7 separate regions of the Mus musculus genome follow, and regions 1, 2, 4, 5, 6 and 7 are each linked to region 3. The links are chromatin loops, found by intact Hi-C in ENCODE. Cell type or tissue: heart. All regions are shown on one strand.

Region 1 (4,000 bases), 140 kb after region 3:
CATGCAGAGTGACTACTAAGTCAGGTTTTTCTGGTCACCCCTGGTATTTTATCAAGTCAGTATGGGACTTAGCATAATTAATTTTACAAGATAAAGAAATAATTAAAGCAAAGAATGAAGGTAATTATCTGTATGGCTTCAGTGAAATTACCTCAACTAAAAGAATAGAACTTTGCAGATACTTGTTTCTTTAGAACCGCAACTCTGGCCTTTGAGATCCCCAAATGAAATCTCTTGTTCACTAGAAAAATGAATTCCAAGGGTATAGTTTATTTGACTTTTTAAAGCCTTCTACCTTAGCCCTACAGATAATTTAAGACAAAACTTTTATAGTTGGGGCTTTTCCATGCTAAATGCCAGTAACTATGAGACCTGAACAGGCAAAGGCACCCTGTAACTAGGAAGGCCATTACAGCTCATCTCCATTCTGTTCCAGACTTCACACTGACCTCTGGGGTCACCTGGGCCAAACATCAGTTCCCAGCTGAAGGGAGGCATTGTGTACCAGGATGGGTGCTGTTTGGTCCTCCCCCATCCCATCAAGACTAACACTATTTTGCTCCTCCTTATAATAAACAGTGTGTGTGGTGGAGACTGACTGGCCTTGTCAGGCCAGATAAATAGTTCATTGTACTGATCTCAAAAGCTACGTTTCTTTCCCACCCAAAAATCAATGAAAAACAAAAACAAAATGCCCCCCCCCAACACAAAGATCTGAGGCTAAATCTGTGAGGGATCACTCTAGTTCCTCCTAAACTTCTGTGTAAATTTTTCAAGCTTTTGGACTTAAGTTATTGAAGTCCACCCCTCCCCTTTTGTTTCCAGCAAGCTTTGTTCTTAAAACCTTTAGGATGTTGCAGTCTGTCAGTATCTCTTCATAGCTATGATCAAAAGAGGAACTCTTTCTTCGGGTTTGATAGTCTGTTTTGATTTGCTAATGCGTGGGATCTTTCCCCAGGTATATGAATCTACTCTGTAATCCCACCTTGGACCCTGTGAGAATTCAGCAGAAAACACAAATCCCTTTTAACTAAGCTAAAGATGGGAGGGCTCTTTTCTTTCTATGAGCCTGGTCATTTGATTCAGGCCTGGAATTGGTTTAATGAGGAAAGAGGCCATTTGAATCTGGTTCTGACTCTGAACTTGAACCCTGTCACTGGGGCCCGAGCTTGAGACAGACTTAGCTGAAGATGTTTACCCAGCTGTATGCAGCTGTTACTGTAGTTTGTGATATTCCTCACTCTGTGGCAGTTGCAGACAGACTGGGTTTCGGACCTGATGATCTGGAGTAAGCTTGCCTTCCCCCTGAACAATGGCAGAAGAATTCAGAGTCTAAGGGAGACCCCTCATAACCCCGAGAAATGGTAGGAGCACGGGGGATGAATAATAGGACACGGCTAGCGTTAATTGTGGCATTTGCAGCTACTAAGGCTGATCTTTGCACTGACAGGGTTGACTCGTTGGGCTGTTTGTTTGAGAAGAAGGGAGATGCAGCTAGAGTTCAGAGAATAAGCCAAGCATCCCAGCTGGCGTGGCAGCCATCAGCTGCCCATTTGAGCCTCTAGAATATTAAGTAGGTGGACCCTGTTTCCACCTCAGGTCACAGGTAACAAAACCTTTGGCCCAGATATGACTTCTTATTTTGTAAATTTTTTTTCTGTCGTTAAGCCCATACAGAAGGGGGATGGGCTTTCCCAAAATAGACCGTGAATAGACAAAGGGAATGTTTTTGTTTTTGTTGTTATTGTTGTTGCTGTTGTTGTTGTTGATTTTTTTCAATGTTCAAAACGTGAGTTGAGAAGCAAAATTGAAAAAAAGGGAAGTTTTAACAGTTACAAGCAAATATGTTCTCCAAGATGAACAGTTGGTTTTGAACATCGGAATGCTCTTTTCTACTTGAATCCAAAACAAAATAAAAATCATTTGGTTTCATCTGTAGAAGGAACTCCTGATCAGCTTTCTCCACGTGACGCATTATATATCCGAGCTGTAGTCTATCCTTTACTGACCTAGGTGAAGGCCAGGTTTATGCTGGGCTTCTGGCTTCTATTCTTAGCAGGTCAGGCAGGGAAGCTGTGTCTTAGCATTCCCTTCATTCCTGCCTGTGATTTTGGACATTGTTCCTTAAAAAAATTTTTTTGATGAACACCAGTGAACACTCTATAACATGTGATTATTGCATGCCAACTGTGCACCCCATCTAGTGCCTGGTGCTTGTACAAAGACTAGAAAACAAGCAGGCAGCCCTGCCTGCAAGCACTTCAGGCCACATGGGAAATGTTGAGAGAGTACTGTCCATTCCTTACATCCCTTTAAAGGACAAGGTGGGGGTATATCTCTTATTTACTTTTGTCATTCTTAATGTGAAGCCACTCCGTGGGTTTCTGGTTGGCTTTATGTGTCCTTGTTTCTATTTCCAGTTTATCATGAATTCAGTGTTTGGTAAGTGTCTATTGTATTTTGTGCATTTCTTATCCTTTGCTATTACTACTGTTATTGTTATGCTCTTCTGATACAAAATGTATTTTATAATCATCTTTTTAAGCCGCTCTGCTACTTTGGCATCTGCCTTCTGAAAGATAAACTGCTTCTTACCATCTTTATTTAAGGTTATGCATTTGCACTTTAGTACCCTTTCCAGAGATAAACGCTCAAGGATCTGACAGTTTTAAGGATGTTATTGGTAACAGGTCTAGCTCTGATGCTGGGAGGTGAGATCATCTGTCTCACATGAGATTCTAGAGAGGATGGGGGTGGGGGGGACGGTTGCTCCCTGTACTGATATGTGGATCTGACTTTATAGAACATTGCTCTGTGAGTTCTGTTCTGGTACATTTAATCCTCCCGACAGATCTGACTCAAAGCCTTCCTTAGTGGAAGGACCAAATAAATGCTCTGCCCCTGGTGACACACTGTTGCTTTAAAGATCCGCATGGAAACCTTCAGAGTTCATTTTGCATGTGGATGGGTGGTACTTGCATGCCCTTCACATTAATATGGGCCTCACGTTTGCCACACAGAAGTGCTCTCCATTTGAGACTACTACCTGTAGCTATCCAAAGAATTTAACTAATGTGTAGCCTTCTTTTCATTGTTGTATCAGCAATAGTCATTTTGGTCCCTAAACAGATCTGGCCAAGTGACCACTCTCTCCTGTCACTTTTCCTGAAATGGAAATGTATTTTTTTTTAAGGCTTCCATTTCTTCATCATTTATCTTGGCTGCCTGGGATAATACACCAATGGAGCAATTACCCCTTGGACTGATTCATGAGACTCTGGGAGAGGGGGAGAGCATGTGCATATGTGTGGAGATATGCACACGCTAGCATGGAAAGCACATCATGGCTCAGAGGCTCAATGGCATGGAAAATATTTTTGGAGACAATGTCTCCTTATGTAGCCCAGGCTTACCTCAGGCTCTCTAGCGATTCCCTTGTTTCAGTCTCCAGATTCCAAGCATGCACCACCATGCCTGGCTGGCATGGCTCTTGAAGGCCTTGGGCTCTTTGTTGAAAATAATCTGTAAACAAAGGATACAAAAAGTGTTTGTGGATTTAGCTCAGTGGTAGAGTGCTTAATGCTGGTCTCTGTTCTTCCCTTTGGGGGAAAACACACACAAAGCAAAACCAGAAGAGCTCATTTGGCTTCCTGGTGATCTGTTATTTAAGGTCTATGCAAAAGCTGCGGTTTTGCTGGTAGAAAGGAGGAGGCCTTTTTCCTTTCAAATGTGAATTTTCCTGTAGCTAACTAGATATCTGAAAATGTGGCATTTTGTGTCAGATTCTCCTTGATCTGTTTAAAATCCCATGTTGATCTCACCGGAAGAGCTAGCTTTTATGGACTGACAGGGGAAGAGTTAACAGGAGGTATCAATGTTGTGTGGAAGGTATTGGTTATCACCAGAGCTGATCTTTCCTAAGGAAAATGAGAAGCTGGAAGTGAGGGCGTAGGAAAGAGAGTCACTTCATAGCATGCACACCTGCATATATATCTGGGTA
Region 2 (4,000 bases), 490 kb after region 3:
TACAAACCCAGCCAGTTGTCCACCTGTTTTCTGACAGACACAGGGAGCGTCACGTTGATCCCGTTCCTGTACTTCAAGTACTTCTTTGAGGAATGTGAAGAGGAGGAAGGCAAGAGGTCTCTTGTCTGGGGTTTTGTAACTTTCCCACATGTAGAGCCTGCTGCTTCTGGCCTGTCATCCTGTGTTGATACTGACCTTACTAAAAGGACACACAGGCTTTCTGGGGAAGGACACATTTACATGTAGTTAAGTCCTGTCTGTAAACTAAGGTTGGCCTCTAAAAGAAAACACGTTTTCCTCTTTTCGTTGAGTGGGTAAGTCAGAGGCTGTGACAGTGTGGCTCACCAAGTCGCTGCCTTACTGTGAGGCCCGCCTCAACCCTACATTTTCACTAGGATCCTTCTACTAGACAGTGTAGCAGTGGATTAGAGGAGTCCGTGATTAACAGGTCCTTGTATGGGGGTCTGGCCACTCTCTGGCTGTTTCTCCACAGAGGGTGTTCGGAGTGGCACTGGTACTCTGGCTCTGCCTTCATCAGGAGAGCTTGTGGGCAGCAGCAGCAGCGAGCATGGCTCAATCTCCCCAGACTCGGATGCCCAGCCTGATGCATTCTTTGAGAAAGTCCAGGTGCCCAAACATCAGCTCAGCCACCTTCTCAGGTACTGTCATTGTCTCTTGTCCCCCTGTGGCAGTCCTCTGAAGGATACCAGTTGTTCCTCAGTAGCAGAACACTTGCTGGGTTACAGAAAGGAGTTTTGCAGGGAAGCAGGGTGACCAAAGAGACTTGTCTTCACCCAGTGTCCTTTTTTTGTCCTTTCTCTTCTCTGGTTGTCCCTGTTCTTCCTCTCTCCCCTCCCCCCTCCACACTTCCCCTTTCTAGTCTCCTCTTCCCCTTACCCTATCTGCCTCCCTGTCCTCTCCCTCTTCTCTTCCCCTCTCTCTGGGCCCCTTATCTCCTTATTTCTCTCCCACTAGATACCAAGGGGGTAGTCAAGAAGGGGAGAGGGGATACCACACACCTTACCCACCAGCCTTTTTCCACAATTCCTCTTCTGGAGTCTCCCCAAAGGGCACAACATGCTACCCTTCCCAGACACACAGAAATTGTTGACGATGTTTATCTGCAGTGTCCCAGATGAAAGCCCAGCCTTAGATGACCGAAGCACAGCCTTACCCCCAGAGGAGAGGGACCCTGGTCTCTTTCTGCTGCGCAAGGACAGTGAGCGCAGAGCCATCCTTTACAGAATCCTTTGGGAGGAACAGAACCAAGTGGCTTCCAACTTGCAAGAGTGTGTGGTCCAGGTACAGGCTGCGGAAAGGCATCTGATAATCCTACCGACTCTGCCCAGTTCCTCTCTCCAACAGGTGTAAACGGGACAGCAAAGTGTCCTACATCCTGGGACATTCTCATAGTTGTAGTGATTACTATACTTATTGCCCAACACCCTTCTCTTTCCTGACAAAAAGGAGGTTTTCAGCTTACTGCAATGCTTCCTGGCATTGGTGTGCTGGTGCTGCCCTCTGGTGGAAAGCAAACTGGATGTCAGCTGAAAGCTCTAAGAGGCTTAGCACTCCCTTGGTCTCCCCCTCTCCCCTTATATGACACACTGAAGCAATGGATCTCATCCTATTGAGTTGCAAACCCCTTGGGGTCACATATCACATGGTATGGATAATTCATAACAGTAGCAAAGTTAGTTATGAAGTAGCAACAAAAGTCTTCAGATTGGGGGACCACAGCATGAGGAACTGTATTAAAGGGTTGCAGCATTAAGAAGGTTGAGACCCACTGTGCTAGAGCCTACACTCAGGAGAGAACAGGCACTGTAGGGAGAATGGTTATGGAAGAAAACCAAGTTTGAAGCAGGCCAAAGTAGTAGCAAAGTGTTCTCTCTCCCGTTGTTATAGACAGGAAGATACTTTGAAGAGAGGCCATTGTCCTGCTATGAGCTCTACCTTCCCTAGCCCTCTGTAGAGTGGTCAGACAGGAAGCAAGGACCATTCCCAGCTGCCTTAGTGCTGACATTTTCTGTATACCCACCTCTTGGGGAGGATCCCCAAGACCTCCAGGAAGGGTATGATGGGACTCAGGAGCATCCTTACTCAGGAGCTTCCACAATTCCATTAGCAAATGGACTGTCTACTTTCCCACAACGCATTTGGAAATTCCTGCCTTCCCTCCGACTCACTCAAATGAAAATGATTTTCGTGTGTGTGTGTGTGTGTGTGTGTGTGTGTGTGTGTGTGTGTGTATCATTTTCAGAGTTCAGAAGAGTTGCTTCTCTCAGTTAGCCACATCAAACAGATAATTGGAATCCTGAGGGACTTCATCCGCTCCCCAGAGCACAGGGTGATGGCAGCCACAATATCAAAACTAAAGGTGGACCTGGACTTTGACAGCTCATCCATCAACCAGATTCACCTGATTCTGTTTGGGTTCCAAGATGCTGTGAGTGCACTATCGGGCCCTGGAGAACATGATAGCCAAACCAGTTAGCTCACCCTGTTCTTCTATAGCACCCATTCCTTCTCATTTGTTAATAGCCTGAATCCCAAAGTTTGTAAACATTAAGCACATAGTAATAACATCACTTTGTGAAGTGTACCAATTGCATTTGACCACTGAGAGAGCATGGGATATGGGAATTTGCATTGGCCACCACAGTGGCTATACTTTTGTGCCTGTATGTTACTTCAATTATAAAGCCAGATCTGGTTTATCTTGTTGCATGCTCCCAATATAGTCAGTCTGTCATGTCATAGATGTTCAATAAATGTCCCTTGAATTAACAACCAAGGGGCCTGATGACACTGATCCCATCTTTTAGAATCCATTTTGACTTAGGGTCCATCTAGAGAAAGATTCATTCAGAAGAATGAACCAGACAGAAATCCAGGACAGCGCAGCACGATTCATCTCAGTGGGAATAGAAGCAAATTGAATAAGTCTGTTTCTTAAAAGTCCAATGGAGCTGGGCAGTGGTGGTACATGCCTTTAATCCCAGAACTTGGGTTTACAGAGTGAGTTCCAGGACAGCCAGGGCTATACCGAGAAACCCTGTCTCAAAAAAAAAAAAAAACCCAAAAAAACAAAAAACAAAAAATGTACAATGGAATAGACATAGGAACTTTTGTGATTTTTTTTTTAGGTCAATAGAATTTTGAGAAACCACTTAATTAGGCCCCACTGGATGTTTGCAATGGACAACATCATTCGCAGAGCTGTGCAGGCTGCAGTCACCATTCTCATTCCAGGTAATTAAGTGCCTTCTTGCACTCAAGATCGGATTCGGGCTGCCGAAAAGACCAGGAGTATCCTCAGCATCCAACAGCTGTTGCTTTGTTTCCATTTGGTTTATACTTCCCTGCAGTTAAGTAAATGCTCCCATAGAGCTTTCTGGAACGAAAAGTCTGTGATAACATCTCATGGCGCCCTGTCTACCTACCTCCTAGGCATAATGGTGACTGTGTAGAGATTATACTTTTGATCTTAACAGGGAGTCGATGTTGGAAGGCAGGGATCCTCTGGTGCTCATACAGCTTCCTCAGTGTGCATGCTCTCAAGCTTATTAGATAGTTGATAATTACAGAACTCCTTCTTCCCTTGGAATCATCCTGTAATGGCTGTACCTCTTACTATATATGGATCCATACGCATGCGTGGTCATTCTGGGGAGCCAATTCAGGGTCTCGTGTTCGGAAGCACATGCTGTACCTCTCTGAGCTATGCACCCCAAGCCCAATGTGAGGCTTTCTTTTTGAAATGAGGTGCCCAGTGTGCTTCTCCTGCAGTACTATGGCTGGGGATGGCAGGCTTTCGAGTCGTTGCCCCTTCCTGTTGACACTGGATCCTTGCTGGCCACTTCTGTCTACTCTCTCAAATGCTCCCTGGAACAGGCACCAAGCAGAGCACTGGCCTGTTGATAGCACTCGTGGCTTGCTGGCCTGCACATCCTTCATTGTCAGTTGCTTCTTGTGTAAACTGGGAAGGACCATATTT
Region 3 (4,000 bases):
GACTACAGGAAAACAGCCCAAGAGTAAAACCACTGTGTCCTTGGGACCAGCTAGAAGCTGAACCATTTCCATCAGAGGTCATCACCATTGTTTATCCCATGATATAAAAGTGCCAGCTATGGGAAAAAGATGCCAGGACTCTAGCTGATTCCCTCCACTTCCTGAGTCAGTTTCTGCTAGAAATAGGTTGTATGTACCTGATTTGATGATGTTCCGCTATCTATCTCTTGCTATCCATTCCTTTACTTTGGCTTGCTATATACTTACTAGAGTCAACAAACAGAAAGTATAGCTATCATAGATCCTTTTCTGGACCATACAAAACACAGACCAAGACTCAAAACTTCAAGGGACCTATCTTTATCCTTGCGAGATTGGCAAAGCAATTCAATTTGAAGACTAAGATTGAGACTAATGTTAAGCAGAGAAAGCAAGCTCGTTCTCTCTAGAGTCCCTTGCGGGATGTGGAATTGGCTTCACTGGACTTTGTGATGTATAGGTAAGTCTGGCTGATTTCTTCAACAGTGTTCAATGACTTCATTTCTTTAAAAAAACATTATTTGTATGAGTTTTACCTGGGTATGCCCTACCTTTGTGTAGTGCCCACAGAAATCAAAATAGGGCATCAGATCCCCTGGAACTGGAGTTACAAGTGGTTGTGAGCCACCATGAGGTTGTTGGGAATTGAACTTGGTTCTTCATCATTTTGACTCATCACTCTGAGAATACAAGGGTCAGCAACCACAAATCTTCAGCACCCATGTGCCAAGCTACCATAAATCTAGCTCAGCTATTTCCTTATGGAGCACATGCCTAACCATTTTTTTTGGGGGGGGGGGGTCTGAATGTCTTTGAGAGAGAATTAGAATGGTCTAATAATCTGGAGCTTAGCCAAGACAGCCACTTTCAGAATTTCAGACACAGTTCTTGTTGCGTTGAGGGGAGAATGTTCTACTAACAGCGGGTTAAGTTAGGCTCTGAGTCTCAGTGTTTGTCAACTACAGGGTCATAAGGTTTCATTGTCTTAATAAGAATGTGGATGCGTCAAGGCACGTAACAAGCAGGGCCACTGTAGGGATGAGCCTTCTGTATCTTGATTCGTCTAGGTTGCTGTGACACACATGACCAGTGTCTAGAGAAGGATGCTGCTGTTACTCTTCTTTTTAAAGCCCTGCCTGCAAGTCTCTCCTCTTCCCTCCCCCTTACTCATCAGGATCATCCTGTGTCCCAGGCTAGCCTTTAAGCCAGAACTCATTAACAGCACCATCTTCTATGCCTCAGCCTTATGACTGAAATACCCCCTCCACCCTCCAACATATTTCTACAGAAATTTTAGGCTTTGACCCAATATACAAATAATGCTGCATTATTATTATTCACCGGGTACGCAAGGCAGATCTCCATTGGGCATGGGGTCAGCTTTTATTTGTCACCTCTGGGTTCACTAGTCCCCAGCCTCCATTTGCAGGGGACAATGATCTAATTTCTCTCTTGTCTCACTTTCCCTGTTGCCTATTTTGTCTCCAGTCTAGCTCACTATCTCTTCCTACCACCAGATGGTGGAAAGTGGAAAGGAAACAACAGACTGCTCAATGAATGCGGTCGCAGGCAAGTCTCTTTGGCTGAAAGGTGTGGTGGAGAATAGACTCCAAAAAAGAAGCTCGTTGAGTTGCCCAGGAATTCCTATGGATTTCTATTTTCATTTTAGTGTCCACTTAAAATTGTTGTCTATCCGGGTTTGAGGCTCAATAGAGCACAGTGATGCCTGATGGAGAACCAGCCAATCTTTGTCTCTGGACCTAGAAACATTCCTAGGCAGCAGAGCCCCACACCTTGTCCGGGTACCACTGGGTCAGGTGTAAGGAGGGTCTAATCCTGGGAGGGGCGGTGGCCAGCAGCGGACCTGCTCAGCAGCCTGACTGCGCCCTTCTCATTGGGCACCTCTAGCCCAGTACCACCTCCTACGCTCCAAACTCGCACCTGGTCTGCCAGTACTCCAAAGCCACAGCCAAAGGCCCCTTCCTCCCACAGCCCCCTGCTAGCAGCCTTCTTCCTCTATGTCCCCCCCCGCAGGGAAGGGGTGTCACCTGTTAATAACAGCAGGTGTCCCGCTCTTCACCTGCCACCGGCTTCCCCTCCCCCAGCCCTCCTTTCTCGGGGTTCTGCCTTCGATCCACCTTTTCCACGTGCCCCACAACTCCGACGCCCCCACCCCCACGGACCCCCTAAATCTCCTCCAGTCTCGAGGAGTCTCGCGGCATTTCCCGGGGCGTGAGCCGAGCCTAGGCGGATAGGGGGCGACCCTCTGCGGAGCTCCAGCCGGGACAGAGCCAGAGGTGAGGGGGGCGGCCGAGCCCCGCAGACAGAGGACGAGCCCCAGAGTCGGGCTGGACACTGCTCGGGCCCCGCCCCTCGACCCCGCCCCCGCCTGGCGGCCGCGCCTCTCGGGCGGGCGGAGCCGCTGAGCTTCGCCGCGGCGGGGAGGAGGGGAGAGCAGGCTCCGAGGCGGCTGCAGGGCACTGGGCTGGGCGGTGCTTTTTTTCTTTTCTTTTCTTTTCTTTCTTTCTTTTTTTTTCTTCTTCTTCTTCTTTTTTTTTTTTTTTCGCAATTTCCACTCGCAGAGAGCAGGAAACCCGGAGCAGCCGGGTGCAGTGGGGCCGCGATGCAGCAGCAGCAGCAGCAGGAGTCGCCCCAGGGTAGCAGCGGCAGCAGCAGCAGAGGCAGTAGCGGGCGGCGCTGAGCTGCCACCACCGCCGCTGAGGACGAAGCCGGCCCAGCAGCAGCCGCGTCCCGACGCTCGCGCCCCCGATCCCTGCGCCGCGACCTCGGCGCTCCGAACCCAACGCCCGGTTCCGCCAACTTTCACGCTGCTTCGGCGGCTCGGCTCGTCTTGGCGCCAATGGGTGAGTGCAGGGGCCGTTCGAACCTTCAGCCCATCTGTGTGTAGGGGTCGACTGGCGCGCCCATCCCGGGACCGCGGACCCGGGGAGGGCGCCCTGGAGCAGGGCCGGGAGAGTGACATCGCGCAGAGCGCCCTCCCTCGCCTTGCGCACCCCCATTCACTCTCACTTGCTTTAGTGTCCCTGCGGAGCCCGCGCGCGGCACGGACTGGAACCCGAGGGGGCCTGAGCAGAGAATCGCGGGGGCTAGCTCCGGGGCTGCTTGGGTTGAGGGAGTCAGGGGGTGTGGTTGGCTTCTTCGGGTGGGCGGGGAGAGTTTTGTCTTTGCCATTCTCCCACCCAAGTGCACCCTCCCTGGCGCTGTGGACCCGGGTACCAGGATTTGGTGGGCTCTGGCCCTGTACAGGGCTCTTGGGCCAGCCTGAGAAGAGCCTTGAAGGTCGGGGTCTCTGGGAGAGGGTTAGACTGTCTTTACTGCCTGATGATGCCGGTGGTGGGAGGTTAGGAAACGCCCCAGTACCGGGCATGGCGGGCTGTCCCAGGGTCCTGAGCTCTTCATGCGTTCCCCACTTGTGCCTCCACCTCTCACTCTGTCTTCCCCCACGCCGAACCCCTCTCCACTCTGTTACACTCAAAGGCTACTTCCTATATCCTCCTCTCAGTCTGCAGGGCCAGGAACTGGAAATGGTGATCCAGTTTTTGATGCACCTAGCAAGCATAATTTCCATGTAGGCAGCTAACCTTAGCTCTTCAGGATCCTTTTTATTATAGACCTGACAGTGTGGAAACCACCTTACTGCCCAGGGGAACTGGCACTTTACTGAGCAAAGGACTTGTGACTGTCTGGTCTCTAGTAAACGTTTGCTTTATCTAGGTACTAGCCTTGCTCATTGGTCAGCCTTTGCTTGTTATGCCTCTAGCATATGATTTTTGGGGTGTTTCTAGGCCAAGCATAGCAGTTTGCACATTATAATGAATCGTTATAAAGTGAGACTTTTTGTATGCAGGTAATAGGATCTTACACTAGCCAGCAAGAAATAGGCAGGAGTCAAAGGGTGCTAACCCAGTAAGTTGTTCATTAGTGAAGTTCAATTCCCTTT
Region 4 (4,000 bases), 81 kb after region 3:
TCTGGGATGATTAAAAAAAAAAAAGAAAAGGGTGTTGGATCCCCTGGAACTGAAGTTACAGTGGTTGCTGGGAATCAAACTCTGAGTCTCTAGAAAAGCATCCAGTGCCCTTAACCACTGAACCTTTTCCCCAGCCTAATGTTTTCTTGATTAATGATTGATGTGGGATGGCCCAGCCCACTGTGGGTGGTGGCGTCCCTGGCTGTATATAAAACAAGCTGGACAAACCATGGAAAGGAAGCCAGTAATAACATTTCTTCGTGGGGTCTGCTTCAGTTCCTGCGTTGAGTTCCTGTCCTGCCTTTCCTTCATGATGGAAGAGAAGCTGTAAGATGAAATGAACTCTTTCCTACCTTTCTTTTGCTCATAGCATTTATCTCAGCACTAGAAAGCCAGCAGCAGTAGATAGGAAGTAGGAAAAGTGGGGGCAGGAGATGAGAGGAAGTGTTCATGCCCTTGTAAGGGATTTAGAGGAATCGGGGAAGGACTGGAGAAAGGGTTTCTCATAAGGGCCTGGAGAAAATGTTCTGGCAACATATGTCCTCTACTGCTTGAATATCTGCATCCCCAATAGCTTTCCAAACAGCTTTGTGGGATCTAACTTACACTAATTTACACACCGTAAAGTGAACTCATTTGAAGTGCCTCATTCAATGGATTTTAGTGTATTTGGAGTTGTCTAATGATCATCACAATCTAATTCTCAAACATTTCCAGCCCCCCTACCAAAGGATTACTTGTGCCCACTTATGGTCCCTCCCCATTTCCCATGCCCAACTCTAGGCAATCTTTGTAATTCCTCTTTGTAAAACATTAAGGGGGATGTTTTCAGTGACTGTTATATTTACTTTAAGGAATCTCTTGGACAAATTGTAAACTTTTATTTTTCGTTTCTCCATTACTTCTCAGTCCATCCCTGTTAGCATGCTACAGATTTCACACAACAGAAACCTGTCCCGGACTGTCTTAAACATAAATCACTTCTCTTACATAATTGAGATGCTAGAGGAGGGTGGAGCCCTGGGGCAGTGTGATCTACAGTTTGATGGGGCATCAGAAACCCCTGTTTGGGGTCCAAGGAGATAGCTCAACAGGAAAAGTGCTTGCCATCCCAGCTTGATCACTTGAGTTTGAACCTTGGAACCCATATAAAGGTGGAAGGAGTTAGCTGCTTCCATAAAGCTGCTCTCTGACATCCACACGTGTGTGATGGTACATGCCCCCCCAGTCTCTTTTAATAATAATACAAAGGAGAGACCCTTCTTCTTGCCATCACTCTTCTATGACATTGTTTTGGAAGTAGCTGTGTTCCCTTGGACCAGCTTGAACATGATTAGAAGATGGCTGTCATTGGTAATTGGGCCCTTTGTTTTTATCCATAGCCTATGTGGAGGGGCTGGGAGTGGAGAGTTCCTGTAGGCTAACTAGATAAACTTAGTTGGTTTGTGTGTGTGTGTGTGTGTGTGTGTGTGTGTGTGTGTGTGTGAACTCGGAATCAATGCTTGGTTTAGGATTGAATAGGCTGCTGCACTCCCAGATGCTCTGTGGGAAGGGGAATTGAATCTCCTGGGATGGGCAACCATCAGTCTTCACGGAGGGTTACTGAGCAACCCTGTTGGAGTCTTGGGCCCTCGCTTCTTTTTAACTGGAGCCCTTTCTACGTTAAGCAGAGGCAAGGTGGTAATCAAATTTAAACTTGTTATCCTTGGACAGCTAGACTCACTCCCAACTCATCCTAGGCGACCAGTGGTCTCAACAGGTCAGAGAATAAGAACACTGTGCTAGCATTGTTAAAAGTAAGTCCAGCTTTATGTCTCTGGAAGTCATCCGTTGAGATCTTACACATTTAGGAGTGTCTGGTGATTGAGTACATGAAATTTTATCTCAGGATAGGTCACTAGTGTGGGCAATATCCAGGGGGGTGTTAGTGTTAACACGGGTGGAAAAATCATTTCAGTCACATTAGGGAAATCTTTGTGTTGTAGGGTAGAACTAGTTAAGTAATACATAACTAGCAGCAAATAGTAGAAAAAGCACTTGTACCTAGTTATTGGAACCTCCACTTTGAGGAAAAAGACCCTCTGAATATGTCAGTATTATAGCTACAATATGAAATTCAAGTATAGCTCACACATCACTAAGCCAAATAGACATTCTGCCAGTTATTAGAACTTTATTAAATTCTGCTTCATGTGTACTTTAAAAAAAAACAAACAAGGGTGGCCTTTACACGGAAAGGTAGGTTATTTGATTATGAGCTGTAGTTCAGAATTGATTTCAGGGTAAGGTCTGTCCACATGCACTGAGATTCGCTGCTGCAGCTCTTAATGATGAGAACGGATGTTGAAGAAAGCAAACACCATATGCCCTTTGTTTCCGTGCATGTCTCCTTCTGGAGGCCTGGGTGGAGTGTCTCAGCTGTCTCAAATAATCTCCATTTTGCTCTTACTGCAGACTGCAGTTCCCCCAGCTTGCTTCTTTCTGATGTTAATTATCATTTCTTCCTAATGGGTTGGCTCTTCCTCCTCTTTAGTGGTAAAGGTTCCCCTCTCTCCTGTGCCAGAGATTGGGTTAATTTTGAAAAATGCATTTCACTTGATTTGTGACAGAAGTAAGAGAGTGCAGAGAATTAAAGAAACAAAACAAAACAAAACGCACCAGCCTGAGTGTGTAGTGGGAGGGGCAGGAGGCTTGACTATGGGACAGGATGCTTAGAATAATTCTGCTGCCAAGTGAATCAGAAAGGCTTGCGGTTCTCAGAGTGCACGGAACTCACTCCTGCCCGGGAGTGCAGACAGTCCACCAGAAGTCACCATTCCCCACTCCACAGAATGGAGCTTTCTGCAGCCAAAGCCCCAAGCCCCACAGACTTGCCTGAGAGTGTAAGTAGGCCATAAGTCTGCTTTGATTGTTATGTCTGCATCTTTTGTAGTCTTTTTTTTTTGTTGCCTGACAACTTTGTAAGCCCAGAGGGAGACATGAGGGGGGAGTCTGCTCTGCAGTCTAGTACTTCCTCCCATTTAGATCCAGGTCTTAGTTCTCTTGTTTCTGGTAAAAGGAAGTTTTTTTCTTTTCTTCTCCCCATGTCACCCCAGGGACAGACAGACAGGACTTATTTTGACCGAGATCTGTTTGTAGCAGTTTGTAAAGGTTTGAAGCCGACTTCTCTTCTACTTTTCTCTGTCTTGCCTTCTCTGGTTGTGATCTATAGCTGAGGTGTTTCCCCCTGAGGGATAACCGTGCATAGATGGGCCCCATTCAGGAAGCCCTAGCAAGTGTCCCTTTCAGCAGAAAGAAGTTAGGGGAAGGGTTGGAGGGCAGAAAACGTTTCCGAGGCAGCCGAAAGATGTAGGAGTCTGGGAACAAGGCTGGTGTAGGATCTGACTTGCCTGTGGTGTCAAGCGCTAAAGGGGGTTTCAGGGAGACAAGATGGGAAGCAGGAGAGAAAGTCTGTTTGGAGTCCGACAGGAGGATTGTCTGTTCCTAGTTGCTAATCCGTATCAGACTATCGAAAATCCCCATTCAGGTAGCCTAGTAGCCTTGGGCCACTAAGAAAACTAACCTTCCAAGTCTTACTCTTTTTTTCACCTGGTTCTTGTTGGCCTGGCTCTTGATGGTAGCCTTTCACAGGTGCAAGCCGTGTGACGGGTCCCATGGGATGCCACCAGTGCTGCTGTTGGGCTCATATCAGGGGTAGCCCCAAAGGCCTTCATATTCTCTTAGTGTCATAGATTTTACCTTGCAGCTGGCTCCTTTGCCTTGCTTAAGACCATCGCTGTTGTTCTTTTGGTCATGGTCTGGTGACCCCCAACACCCCCCCAAATGTCCATCAGGTTCCTGGGGAGAGGGTACCAGTGGATCCTAGGGCCTGAGGCCTGAGTTAGGAGGTCATGTAATGAGTCGTGGTAGGAGAGAGAGAATTCAAAAGTCTTTCTGATTTGGCTTTGACTTTTGAGCTTCAGGAGTGTCTCTATTACCCAGGGAGAGGAAGACAAACAAG
Region 5 (4,000 bases), 120 kb after region 3:
TGGGTGAGAAATGGTAGCCCTGCTTCAGTTACTAATTTTTGTATTGATGACACGACTAACTAGGGGCTGGAAAGCGGATGGCTGAGTCAGCTAGGTGCCTGTTCTGCAAGTGTAGGACCTGAGCTCCTAGCCCAGCGGGGTAGAGTGGAGACAGGCAGATCTGTGTCAGCCAGCCTCACCAATAAGTACACCATGGGTTCAGTAAGAAAGCCTGTCTCATAAAACAAGGGAGCGAGCAATAGAAACTCAATGTTGACTTCTAGCATATGCACAGATAAACACAGACAGACACATACCAGAATAACTGGCACATGGCACCAGTAAAAAGGGACAAAAATATATGCTTTATCTGTCTCTTGGCTTTCTTGTTCCCATCCCTAGAGGAAGCCTTGGGTATCAATTTACTTTATGTGGGATCCGTATTACACATTGAGGTGTGCGCCCCAATTTATCTAAATGTCAGAGTGCATTCTTATGCTTCTTGACCTAGAACTGTGTCTTGGCGAGTTTCCTTATTGATAAATACAAGCAGGCCTCATTCCTGGAGAAAATTGCACTGTGAGACTTCATGGTCACAACCTGTCTACTATAGTTCTGTTGCTTTAATCTTTTGCTACTTTAAACAATGCTGTATCAGGTAATCTTGTACGCATGTCATGTTGCACATGTGAAAGTATACTTGTAGTTTAAATCCTTCCGAGTGGAAATACCATGTCAAAAGTCATAGGCATTTAGATGTTTGATAGGTAATTACCACATTGCTTCCCACAGAAGTTCTGGTGATTTATATACTAATTTATGTTCTCATTGAGAAGTGTGAGAGACACTCCTTTTCTGTACTCTTGCCAACAGGCTATTGTCAATTTTTTTTTTTTGGTTGGTGCCAGTCTGATAGATTAAAAATATCTCATTGTTATTAAAATTGTGTCTATCCTTGTCTAGACTGTCAACTTCTGGAGAAGTTTGTACTTGCAGTTTCCCAAATTTCCAGTTCTTTAAGGGAATACCAGCTGTGTGCTAGTCACTGAGACGCATTCTATGCAAACAGCTCCTATCCTGAGAATGGCAGACTCTATGTAAACATTATTGTGATGCAGTAGACAGGGGCTACAACTGTAGGTATGAGAACAATAGTGAGTCCTCCTGGGCACTGAACACGCTTCAGACATTGCTGACTGCATGCCAGTGTGATCTCCATTTCTCTTATGAGTACAATTAAGCATCGTTTGATACATTTGAGTCTTTGACCCCTAGCACAAAGAGCTGTTCTTTACTGTTTTGTTGGATTATTCATCTCTTTGCTACTAATCTGGAGAAGGATTTCTCTTTATGTAGCAGGTAATATTCACCAGTTTGTCTTTTGCCTTGGTTGATGAACTTCCTCTTGTTTGTGTTTTGCTGTGTTGCGTTTACAGTTTTCAACCCTTTGTCTTGTGGGATCTGGATTCTATATAAGAGTGTCAAATTGTCTTCCCTCATTTGAATTATAAAACAATTCCCTTCATGTTCTCTTTTAGTGCTTTTAAGATGAATTTTTAAGAATGAAAAAATCCATGATCACAGTTGAAGAAAGGATTATTATTTGCTTTAAAAATGAGACACTGGAGGTTTCTTTTTTCTTTCTTTCTTTTTTTAAAAATATTTTTTATTAGGTATTTTCCTCATTTATATTTCCAATGCTATCCCAAAAGTCCCCCATACCCTCCCACCCACTCCCATTTTTTGGCCCTGGTGTTCCCCTGTACTGAGGCATATAAAGTTTGTAAGTCCAATGGGCCTCTCTTTGCAGTGATGGCCGACTAGGCCATCTTTTTGATACATATGCAGCTAGAGACACGAGCTCCGGGATACTGGTTAGTTCATAATGTTGTTCCACCTATAGGGTTGCAGATCCCTTTAGCTCCTTGGGTACTTTCTCTAGCTCCTCCATTGGGGGCCCTGTGATCCATCCAATAGCTGACTGTGAGCATCCACTTCTGTGTTTGCTAGGCCCCGGCATAGCCTCAAAAGAGACAGCTATATCTGGGTCCTTTCAGCAAAATCTTGCTAGTGTATGCAATGGTGTCAGCGTTTGGAGGCTGATTATGGGATGGCTCCCTGGATATGGCACTTTCTAGATGGTCCATCCTTTTGTCACAGCTCCAAACTTTGTCTCTGTAACTCCTTCCATGGGTGTTTTGTTCCCAGTTCTAAGAAGGGGCAAAGTGTCCACACTTTGGTCTTCGTTCTTGAGATTCATGCGTTTAGCAAATTGTATCTTATATCTTGGGTATTCTAAGTTTCTGGGCTAATATCCACTTATCAGTGAGTACATATTGCATGAGTTCCTTTGTGATTGTGCTACCTCACTCAGGATGATGCCCTCCAGGTCCATCCATTTTTCTAGGAATTTCATAAATTCATTCTTTTTAATAGCTGAGTAGTACTCCATTGTGTACATGTACCACATTTTCTGTATCCATTCCTCTGTTGAGGGGCATCTGGGTTCTTTCCAGCTTCTGGCTATTATAAATAAGGCTGCTATGAATATAGTGGAGCATGTGTCCTTCTTACCGGTTAGAACATCTTGTGGATATATGCCCAGGAGAGGTATTGCTGGATCCTCCGGTAGTACTATGTCCAATTTTCTGAGGAACCGCCAGACTGATTTCCAGAGTGGTTGTACAAGCTTGCAATCCCACCAACAATGGAGGAGTGTTCCTCTTTCTCCACATCCTCGCCAGCATCTGCTGTCACCTGAATTTTTGATCTTAGCCATTCTGACTGGTGTGAGGTGGAATCTCAGGGTTGTTTTGATTTGCATTTCCCTGATGATTAAGGATGTTGAACATTTTTTCTGGTGCTTCTCTGCCATTCGGTATTCCTCAGGTGAGAATTCTTTGTTCAGTTCTGAGCCCCATTTTTTAATGGGGTTATTTGATTTTCTGAAGTCCACCTTCTTGAGTTCTTTATATATATTGGATATTCGTCCCCTATCTGATTTGGGATAGGTAAAGATCCTTTCCCAATCTGTTGGTGGTCTTTTTGTCTTATTGACGGTGTCTTTTGCCTTGCAGAAGCTTTGCAACTTTATGAGGTCCCATTTATCGATTCTCAATCTTACAGCACAAGTCATTGCTGTTCTATTCAGGAATTTTTCCCCTGTACCCGTTTCTTATTCATATTACCTTGTTATCACTCCTAAGTAAAATTTGCATCTTGTCAAGTGAGATACTGAAGATGCTTCAGTGAATTCTAGTTATGTCTCAGTGTATATGACATAGATCTCATGTTTTCTCAGGTTTGGAGATGAACTTAGCCATCTTTACCATGGTTGGTGTGCCCATAACAATATAGTTAATTGGCTATTAATTTGCTAAGTATTCATTAAGAGCCTTCTACAGCATGTCCAAACACTTAGTTAGTATTGACACTGATACAGTGGTACTCATCCTATATGTCTGGCGGTTGTGGGCAAACGTAAAGATACTGGCTGTCACATAGGTCATTGGAACATCATGAAACAGTGTTCTCTATTCATGACATAAAAATAGCCCTTTACATCTTTGTCTAGCACTGCCCCTCCTTTTGATGACATTCATTCCTATCCTATAGGTAAAGAGATTCTCTGATCTTGTCATTTTCCTGTCCAGGTTAATTTGGGGGAGATAACACTGTAAATATATAATATCACAAATACCCAGTTGAAGATTGACATAGAAACATGACAGTAGGTATTCCTGCTGCATCAAAATGTCTTTCCTTGTTAGCTTTAAGCTGAAAATGAAATTGGTACATTTATAATTGCATGTCAAAGTGCTTCTCTGAGTGGCAGCATAGTTTGTAAATATGAGAAAGCCATTGTGGGATGAAACATCCACATGCTTTCATTATGTAATTTTGAGGGGCAGTGTTGAAATGTTTCTAACAAATACCAAATACCAATGTGCCCACCATCCTGTCATATCAAACACTCATATTTTGTTATATTTACTTATGTATGGGTGTCTACAGATACATA
Region 6 (4,000 bases), 210 kb after region 3:
AGTTTTTATTCATTGTCCCTTTTCTTTAATTTTAGGGTGTCATTCAGGATTCTGCATTGTATTTAATCACCCTAACTCCTAAGATTCCTCCTGTTTTGGTGACCTTAGCAATTTTGAGTTTTGTAGAATGTTCAATTGGCCATTTGTCTGAAGGTTTTCTCATGATGGAGGCTCATTCATGTGACATCAGATGCGGAGGGCTCATGATATCAAAGTAACTTCATTTTCAATGTTGACTTTGGTCACCTTGACTGAGGTGAGCTTGGACAGTTTTGTCCCCTGGGAAGGTTCCTTGTCTTGTTTTATTTCATTCTGCCTTCTTTCCATTCTAAACTCTTTTGGAAGAAGTCACTCTGAAAACCCAATGGGGAGTTATGCTGTACTTTACTGGGGGAGGAGAGTCTAAAGAAATGAATTGAAATCCCTCTGGGCAGCCAGGTCTGTTCTTTCTCATCCTAATTAGGTTTTGATAAGGTGATTTCTTATCTGCATTCCAAATGCTAATTCCCTAGCACTTGCATCACATCTGTCATTCACACCCAGAAGTAGCCCCCACCTTTGTTTTAGGTATGTAGTATATAAACAGATCTGTGTCATATTTACTCAGATTATACCTTTCTTGAGGACTGAGGCGGCATCTCATTTAAAGGGTTGGCCACAGTGCAGGCAGTTAGTAAGTACAGACTATATTATTTTTAAGTTAGTTTAATTAAAAGACTTAAAAATTAGCCATGGTTCATAACTAACTGCACAGGACATCAAGGTCTAAGAATACAAGAAACATGGCAAGAAAAAGATACTGTTGATTTGTGAAGTCCTGAACTGGTAATAGTAGCTAATATGGTACTTCCTGTGTGCCAGATTCTTCTGTAAGCATTTGGTCTTCTGTACATCATTTAGTCGCCTAGACAACCAAGTAGGTCTGTGGCTACGGTGATGACTCTTTTGCGGTTCTTGAAATTGAACCTAGAACCTTGCACATGCGCTGTCCCATTAGTCCCATTTTATAGATAAGGGAATTAAGGTGAACAAAATTTAATTTGTTCAAGATTATATAGCTTGGGAATGACCTACTTGTAACCTTTATATCATGTTCTGGCTCCAGAGTTTTGAACCCTTTATCACTGGACTCTGAAGTCATTAAAATGGTGATTCATATGGTTTCTCATTTAGGGGGGAACAAGATTGATGTTTAAATACTTCATTCCAGACTGTTGGGATATTTCTGATGACATGATGTATCCCGAGGGGAACGTAGCCATAAAGTCAGTGCTATTTCCCCTTTAGGGTTTTTTTTTTTTTAAATTTTTGTGTAGTATGACTAATTTTATTTCTGTAAAAGTGTTTGTACTTTTTGTAACACACCATATTTTATATATCCCCAACTCCCCAGGCATATAATCTGTTGAAAGATAGTTTTTTATTTCCCCTCTGGCATTTAAAACACACACACACACACACACACACACACACACACACACATACAGATACTACACACACAAGTGGTCACTGGGTCTTGCCAACAAATACTCTCAGTTAGTTCCTTGTCCGTGTGTGTGGTCACACCTTTGGGCACTGGGAGGCAACCTATATTACGGCAGGGATGTAGGCGAGGGAGGAGGACTTCTGGAGAAGCCACCCAAGCTATGATTCGGCCCCAGCTTCCTGAACCATAAACAAATGCAAGCTTTGTTCTCCCTATTCCTCATTTGGTCCCAAGTATGACTCAGGATTAGGCTGGGTCCTCAGGCTCCGCGCCTTTGGCTGTTTGAAGGAAGTGGGAGGATTTCAGGGTAGTTCTGGGACCTTTACAAACTGAAGAGACGAAGCTGGCTGCAAGATGGGAGAAGAGGTATTTCTTTCTTTTTTCCTTTAGAGAAGAAATAGAGCCTTTAAATTTTTATCTTATCTATAGCATTTTATAGAGGCCTTGATCTGTATTTACATGGGGTGTTAAAATGATGATGTTTGGGCTAGCTGGAATCCCACAGCGGAGGGGGGGTCACTCTTGGATGTATTCAGAAAGAACCTTTCCCATGGAAGGGTGGTTTTCTAAATTCGAATGTTCTACTGGAGCTATCTAGCTTGTTTTTGACGCCCCCCCCCCCATCCCACCCCAAGGCTTTGGTCCATTTGGCCATTAATTTTTACAGATGTTTCCAATTTCTTTGTTCCTTAGTTTTCATGTGCTCATACAGCAGAGAGTAATTTAGATGGGCAGTCTGCACAAGCAGTAACTAACTGTTACACCATGTCACAGAGATGTTTAGCAATTACAGATGTTTGTGCAGTCAACAAATCTAGCTTGCTCTTCAGGTTAGTTTAGGAGAAAAGAACATCTCCCCAGAACAAGCCAGCTGTGGAGCATTGCACCCCCGGGGGTGGGGTTCACAAACATTTGGAGTCTTCCTTGTGAATGAAGAAACTGTGAGTAGTGCTTTTAGAGATGAAGAGCCCTGCTTTCTTCTGTAGGGCTGAGCATTTATATGTGTGTACTCACATAGAGGAAGCTTGGATTACTTGCTTTTCTAAAAGTTAAACTAAGGTGGTCATGTTTCTCTGAGTCCTTTATTATTTGTCTTCCTAAAAGCAGAAGTCTGTTATTTTCCAGACACAAAATAAAATTCCCTAAAGAAACCACAGGATAAGTAAAGGCTTATGATTATTGTGTGTCTTCTGTGTCCCTGTGTGTCTCACTGAAAGAAAAAAAAAGAAATTAGGGAAGAGACGAAGTCTGCAAAATATGATCCTTTATATCTTTTCTATTGGCTTTAACTTAAATTTTTTGAAACGTTCTTTTAAAGGGAAAATAATGTGGCAAGAATGAAGCTAGTTGTCTCAGCACATTATTTAAGAGTACAAGAGTCTTTTGAAAGTTTTCGTTTTCTTTGAACAGCATCTGTTGGCTTGCTTAGGAAGACTGCCAGATATATGAGAGAGCTTCAGGTATTGAGGAGAATAAAGTTAATTTGTAGTAGCTTGGGAGGATCCACTAGGGAAAGCTGTCTGAAATTGTCTGGTCTTCTATATGGAATTTTTCTAAGTTCATTTGTTGTTAATTTTCTCAGATCCTAAAGCTAAGTAATGGGCTTCCTCTTGGCCTCTTCATATGTTTATGTCATTATGCTTTGTTCTTGGTGGTTCCATTGCCCTCTTCTTCTTTCCTGGTCCTTCTATACCTTTTGACTTGTAAAGGAAGAACCCAGACTTAGTTGTTTAACTTAGCCCCAGGAAATGGTGAGAGCCCTTTAAGTTGTAAAGTACTGACTGGGAAGACTGAGCAATTTGCAGTCCATTGGGAGCTTATCTGGCCCTCTGGCAAGGCCCTAGAGATGACAAAGTTAGGGTAACCTGCTGACCCTAACCCTTCTGTCTTGTTTTTAAGGAGATAAGCTACCTCACTGTAGGAGAGTGCTTTCTGAGTCCATCTGTCTATCAAAAACTAAATAGCACTGTTGCTTCTCTCATGTCAAGAATTCTTTGTAGTATTGATAATAGTTAAAAATACTAGCTCACGGTTGAAGTATATGAAGAACTAGAGACTGTTCTTAGTCTCTTATTGGAGAAATTATAATTAACAGTTTTTATGTGTATTTTTCCAGATTTTTTTTTCTGAGCCTGAATATGCATGTAGGGTACAATCATTTGCTATTCTTACAATAACAGGGGTATAGTACATGCTTCCTGTCTTGAAAACTTAATTTTTTTGTTTTTGTTTTTCTTTGTTCGGTTTTTCCAAGACAGGGTTTCACTTTGTAGCCCTGCCTGTCCTAGAGTTCACTCTGTAGACCAGGCTGGCCTTGCACACAGAGATCCGACTGCCTCTGCCTCCATGTGCACTGACTTGCTGTTTGGAAAATTTAATATGCCATGGCTCACTTTTTTCCTGTTAGATAACTACACCGTATTTTTAAGGTATAACCATTAAAAATAACCATCAGAAGAATACAAAATACCATTTATTGAACTAGACTTCACTTGATAACTGTTTAGATTGTTT
Region 7 (4,000 bases), 94 kb before region 3:
TCTGATATACACTCAAGTTGAAGAAGCAGTTCCTATCATTTGTATTCCCTGTAAGGCAGTTGAATAGTGGGATTGTGGGTAGCTTAAAATGTGTTTGTCATGATCTGTCAACCTGACTAGATTGAGATGCCTAGTGACACACTTCTGGGTGTATCTGTGGGGGTGTTGTCAGAGATGATTGACATGCAGGAGAGCAATTGAGGGGGAATGTAGCTGTTCTGAATGTGGGTGGCAACATCCCAATAGGCCTGGGGCTCCAAAGGAAAAAAGGTGGAGAAATGAAGATTCCTAGCCAGCGTGTGCAAGCTTTATACTTCTTCAGCAGATACGTCTAATGGCCACGGCATGTTCTGTGGCCACCAGATTCCAGAGTCTTTAGCGTCTCAACACTAACTCACACAGAGACTCTCTAAGAAGCTTGTAGGCAATTACAGATGCCACTTCTTCTGAGACTTCCAGCTTTCTTGGACTGCATAGCTAACGTAGTTTTGCTTCTTCCGGGGGCCAATAGTCATTGTTTGGATTATCCAGGATCGAATGTGGGTCCTACTCTAACAAATCCTTCTTTTGCAGTTGTGTATGTGTTTGTGTGTGTTATGAGAGCTTCTTGCTAGCATGCTTGCACACCGAGTGCACGGTCCTGGGTTCCCTCTAGATACAGCAGGCAGAGAGTGATAAATGGGGGTGGGGGGGTGGCGATCCTAGGGAGATAGATTTATTACTATAGTGCTTGCTTTGCAAGGATCAGGACCTGAGTCAGAGCCCTAGACCTTGTGTAAAAAGAGACAGGCATGGTGGCACATGCTTGGAACTCCAGTAGTGGGGAGGCAGAGCTAGGCAGATTCCTGGGACTTGCTAGCCAGCCAGCTTAGCCTACTTGGAACGTTCCAGGCCAGTGAGAAACCCTGTCACCCTAAACAAAGGTGGACAATCCTTCTCAAGGAATGACACCTGAGGTTGCCCTTTGACCTCCCCCCACACCCCACACAGGGGAAGTATACATGGACATACAAACAGAGCACTATAGGCACAAAAGAGGAGGAAAATGAGGGTAGAGAGAAAGGAGAAAGAGAAGAAAATAAGAAAATATAAAAGAGAGGAGAGCAGAGAGGGGTTGGTATTTATTGGGACCATTAACCCATTTGGAAAGCTCAGAAGGTCCCGTTTTCCAAGCAGACCCTTCATTTGAGGCTATGGGAAATGGTGAAAAGTTGGATGATTGGTTGCAAATTAAATAGGTGGGGACAGAGGTCAAGGAGAAGCAGGCTCAGATATATAGATGGGCCACATAAAGAGCTAGACGCTAGCCGGGCAGTGGTGGCGCATGCCTTTAATCCCAGCACTCGGGAGGCAGAGGCAGGCAGATTTCTGAGTTTGAGGCCAGCCTGGTCTACAAAGTGAGTTCCAGGACAGCCAGGACTATACAGAGAAACCCTGTCTCGAAAACCAAAAAAAAAAAAAAACAAAAACAAAAACAAAAAAAAACCTTGGCCGATACCTCTGCCTCTATCTGCGGATACTGCACACAAGGCAGGAAGATCAAGGGAACCAAGTTGAGGGCTGACTTCTAGGCCGCGATCCTCAACTCCAGAGTCCCAGACTTGCACCACCTGGGGTGCTTCTCTTCCTTCTAGCCAGATCAACTCGCGAGCGCACTTTAGTCTCTCAGGGAACCGTGGGAGAGCGCAGCCAGCAGAGGGCGCTAGAGAGCCCGCGGGCGCCGTCTGGGCGGGGCTGGACCCGAGCTTCTCCTCCTTGAAGGCAAGTTTGGGCGGGAGGCGGACACTGTGGGCGGGGCCAGAGGGGGTTGGGACCAGACCATTCCGGAAGGAAGTGGTTCCGGGTCCCGGCCCGCGGGGAGAGCTGGGTGCTGGTTGGAGCAGGAGGCGGGAGCTGCGCGACGGGCGAGGCGGTGAGGGAGCAGCAACAGCGGCGGCGGCTGTAGCGGCGGAGGCTTCGGCGACGGCGACAGCGACAGCGACGGGCTCTGGTGACGACTTCTCTGAGGGGTGAGCGGTCCGGGGAGTGGGCAGAGTGAGGAAGCCCGAGCCTGGGAAGGAGGGAGGGTGTGTCCTTCGCCCACGAGTGGCGGTTCTCACGGTGGCGGGCGGGAACGGGACTGCGGGCGGACTTGGCTTCTCCGGGGACCTCATCCCTTCTCCGGTTCACGCTGGGGCCAGCGCCTTCCCTAAGCGGCTGCCGCCCCTCGAGGCTCAGGCTCCCTTGGCGCGCCCGCTTGGCTCTCTGCCCTGAGGGGGGGTGGGTTCTGAGGCTGTCCCCGCCGGTGCTATTCCTGAGCCGCCGCCAGCTCGGGCACCTGCCCGCCCCCCCCCCCAACCCCCAGGTCTGCCCGCCCACGGCGGCGGGCAGGTGGCGGCGCCAGGCTCCTGCCGCGTGGGTCCCCGGGGACCAGGGAGGGGGCGGTGCCGGGAGGCTGAAGCCCGAGGACGCGGAGCCCTCCGGAGCGGAGCGATGCTCCCGGCTTTGTCCGCCAAAGATGCTCTGGCCTCGGGAGCCGCATCCTCCGCGGACAAGGTCAAAGGCTAGTTAGCTAGCGCAGACCTCCCTGGGAGGAATTCAGTCAACTGGGCCACCGGTCAGGACCGCCCTAGAGAAACTTAGCCCTCGAAATATGCTTTTTTTTTTTTGTTTGTTTTGTTTTTTTTTTTTTTTTTGAGTTACACCTTGAGTGACTGCTTCTCTGGAACACATTCCAAACGGCCAGGAGAAAATAGGGCCCTCGAGGCTTCCGGTCAGGCTACCTTTTTAACTTTTCTTTTCTTTTATAAGCCTGGAAAGAAAAGCTAGGCCCTTCCCCATGGCAAGCAAGCACTCCACCGTAGAGCTATGTACCTTTTGAGATAGAGTCTCACTCAACACAGGATGCTGTTTAACTCATTCTATTGGTCAGGCTGGGCAGTCCTCGAACTTTGTACCCACTCTCCATCCTGAGTAGATTATAGGCCTGCGTGGCCAGGCCTGGCATATTTAAACTTTTCTTTTTCCCTAGATGTGAACAGGTCCAAAACTTTAAAAGGCTTGTTTGTTCATTTATGTTGAGGCTTTCTTTTTTTCTTCCTTTTTTTTAAAAAAAGGGAGTCTTTAAAGAAAGGATGGTCTTGAACTCACAGTGTAGCCAAGGATAGCCTTGAGTTTCTGACTCCCGGTCTCTGGCCCCTAAATGCCAGGGTTGCAGGTGCATGCCAGTCATGTTTGTTTTATTTTCCTCGGTTATTGATAGCAGTTCAGCTTCCCAGTTACTCCGTGTTCTAAAAAAAATAAAACAAGTTAGTAAGGGTTTTTCTAAGTGAACAAAGTTTGAAGTTATGACTTACTTGAATTATATCTGATTACCTTGTCCAAATCACTTAACTTTTTCTAAGGTATTTCCTCAGCAATGAACAAGGGATTATAATGTGTGTCTTACCTTTTAGGGTCATATGAGACATTTATGAAAGTATATTTCACATACTTTGTCTTACTTACTGCAGGTTTTACTTTCTTGTAAAAATTTCAGAGCACAGAAGCATTTTTTTTTTGTTTTTTTGAGACAGGGTTTCTCTGTGTAGCCCTGGCTGTCCTGGAACTCACTCTGTAGACCAGGCTGGCCTCGAACTCAGAAATCCACCTGCCTCTGCCTGTGCCTCCCTTGTGCTGGGATTAAAGGCATGGGCCACCAACACCCGGCGCACAGAAGCATCTTGAAGCACAAAAATTTTAAATGTAAACTTTTGGAGCTGGGGAAAATGGCCCAGTCAGTAATACTTGCTGTGGAATCATGAGAACTGGGGTTAAGATCCCTTGTACCTGAATAAAAAGCCAGCAGCAAAGTATTTATCTCTAATTCCAGCTCTCAAGAAACAGACAGGAGAGTTTCTGAGGCTGGCTAACCATTCAGATAAGCTGAAATGGTGAACTTCAGGTGGTATAAAAGATTCCTGTCTTAAAAAAAAGTTACGTAGAGAGCTACTGAAAAAGATCTATTTCTCTGCTCTTCTTG

Evidence for each region. A loop is a pair of places that touch in the nucleus more often than their neighbours do. Peaks named below come from ENCODE experiments on the same cell type or tissue, not always from the same donor. Only the 100,000 strongest peaks of a DNase experiment are listed, where the experiment ranks them.
Region 1: it touches region 3 in a loop (3-fold over the local background); 20 of 42 quality-filtered maps call a loop at or near these places.
Region 2: it touches region 3 in a loop (4-fold over the local background); 20 of 42 quality-filtered maps call a loop at or near these places.
Region 4: it touches region 3 in a loop (2.1-fold over the local background); 3 of 42 quality-filtered maps call a loop at or near these places.
Region 5: it touches region 3 in a loop (30-fold over the local background); 15 of 42 quality-filtered maps call a loop at or near these places.
Region 6: a loop joins it to region 3, with 2.1 times the contacts of the local background. A loop is called at or near these places in 3 of 42 quality-filtered maps.
Region 7: it touches region 3 in a loop (2.3-fold over the local background); 2 of 42 quality-filtered maps call a loop at or near these places.

What each region holds. Positions count from the first base shown.
Region 1 is chrX:159,765,531-159,769,530 of GRCm38, forward strand. All of the region lies in intron 3 of Sh3kbp1 (SH3-domain kinase binding protein 1), which reads left to right. Among named protein-coding and RNA genes, the nearest start is that of Sh3kbp1, 140 kb to the left of the region's middle. In heart, no CTCF peak of the experiment used is centred here; no DNase peak of the experiment used is centred here.
Region 2 is chrX:160,115,392-160,119,391 of GRCm38, forward strand. It overlaps Map3k15 (mitogen-activated protein kinase kinase kinase 15), which reads left to right. Exons shown (of 29, transcript NM_001163085.4): 21 at 494-659; 22 at 1,128-1,302; 23 at 2,264-2,449; 24 at 3,150-3,255. Among named protein-coding and RNA genes, the nearest start is that of Gm39547, 21 kb to the right of the region's middle. In heart, a CTCF peak has its summit at 1,527 (motif pointing left); no DNase peak of the experiment used is centred here.
Region 3 is chrX:159,624,789-159,628,788 of GRCm38, forward strand. It overlaps Sh3kbp1 (SH3-domain kinase binding protein 1), which reads left to right and starts at 2,484. Exons shown (of 18, transcript NM_001135727.2): 1 at 2,484-2,903. The coding sequence starts at 2,900. In heart, CTCF peaks have their summits at 1,555 (motif pointing right) and 2,693; DNase peaks (open chromatin) are centred at 2,403, 2,733 and 3,093; H3K4me3 peaks cover 2,239 bases; H3K27ac peaks cover 997 bases.
Region 4 is chrX:159,705,862-159,709,861 of GRCm38, forward strand. The region is part of intron 2 of Sh3kbp1 (SH3-domain kinase binding protein 1); the gene reads left to right. Among named protein-coding and RNA genes, the nearest start is that of Sh3kbp1, 81 kb to the left of the region's middle. In heart, no CTCF peak of the experiment used is centred here; no DNase peak of the experiment used is centred here.
Region 5 is chrX:159,747,271-159,751,270 of GRCm38, forward strand. All of the region lies in intron 2 of Sh3kbp1 (SH3-domain kinase binding protein 1), which reads left to right. Among named protein-coding and RNA genes, the nearest start is that of Sh3kbp1, 120 kb to the left of the region's middle. In heart, no CTCF peak of the experiment used is centred here; no DNase peak of the experiment used is centred here.
Region 6 is chrX:159,838,760-159,842,759 of GRCm38, forward strand. The region is part of intron 6 of Sh3kbp1 (SH3-domain kinase binding protein 1); the gene reads left to right. Among named protein-coding and RNA genes, the nearest start is that of Map3k15, 150 kb to the right of the region's middle. In heart, no CTCF peak of the experiment used is centred here; a DNase peak (open chromatin) is centred at 1,702.
Region 7 is chrX:159,530,827-159,534,826 of GRCm38, forward strand. Bclaf3 (Bclaf1 and Thrap3 family member 3) reads left to right here and starts at 1,842. Exons shown (of 12, transcript NM_001033472.2): 1 at 1,842-2,009. In heart, a CTCF peak has its summit at 1,699 (motif pointing right); DNase peaks (open chromatin) are centred at 1,785 and 2,485; H3K4me3 peaks cover 1,438 bases; H3K27ac peaks cover 712 bases.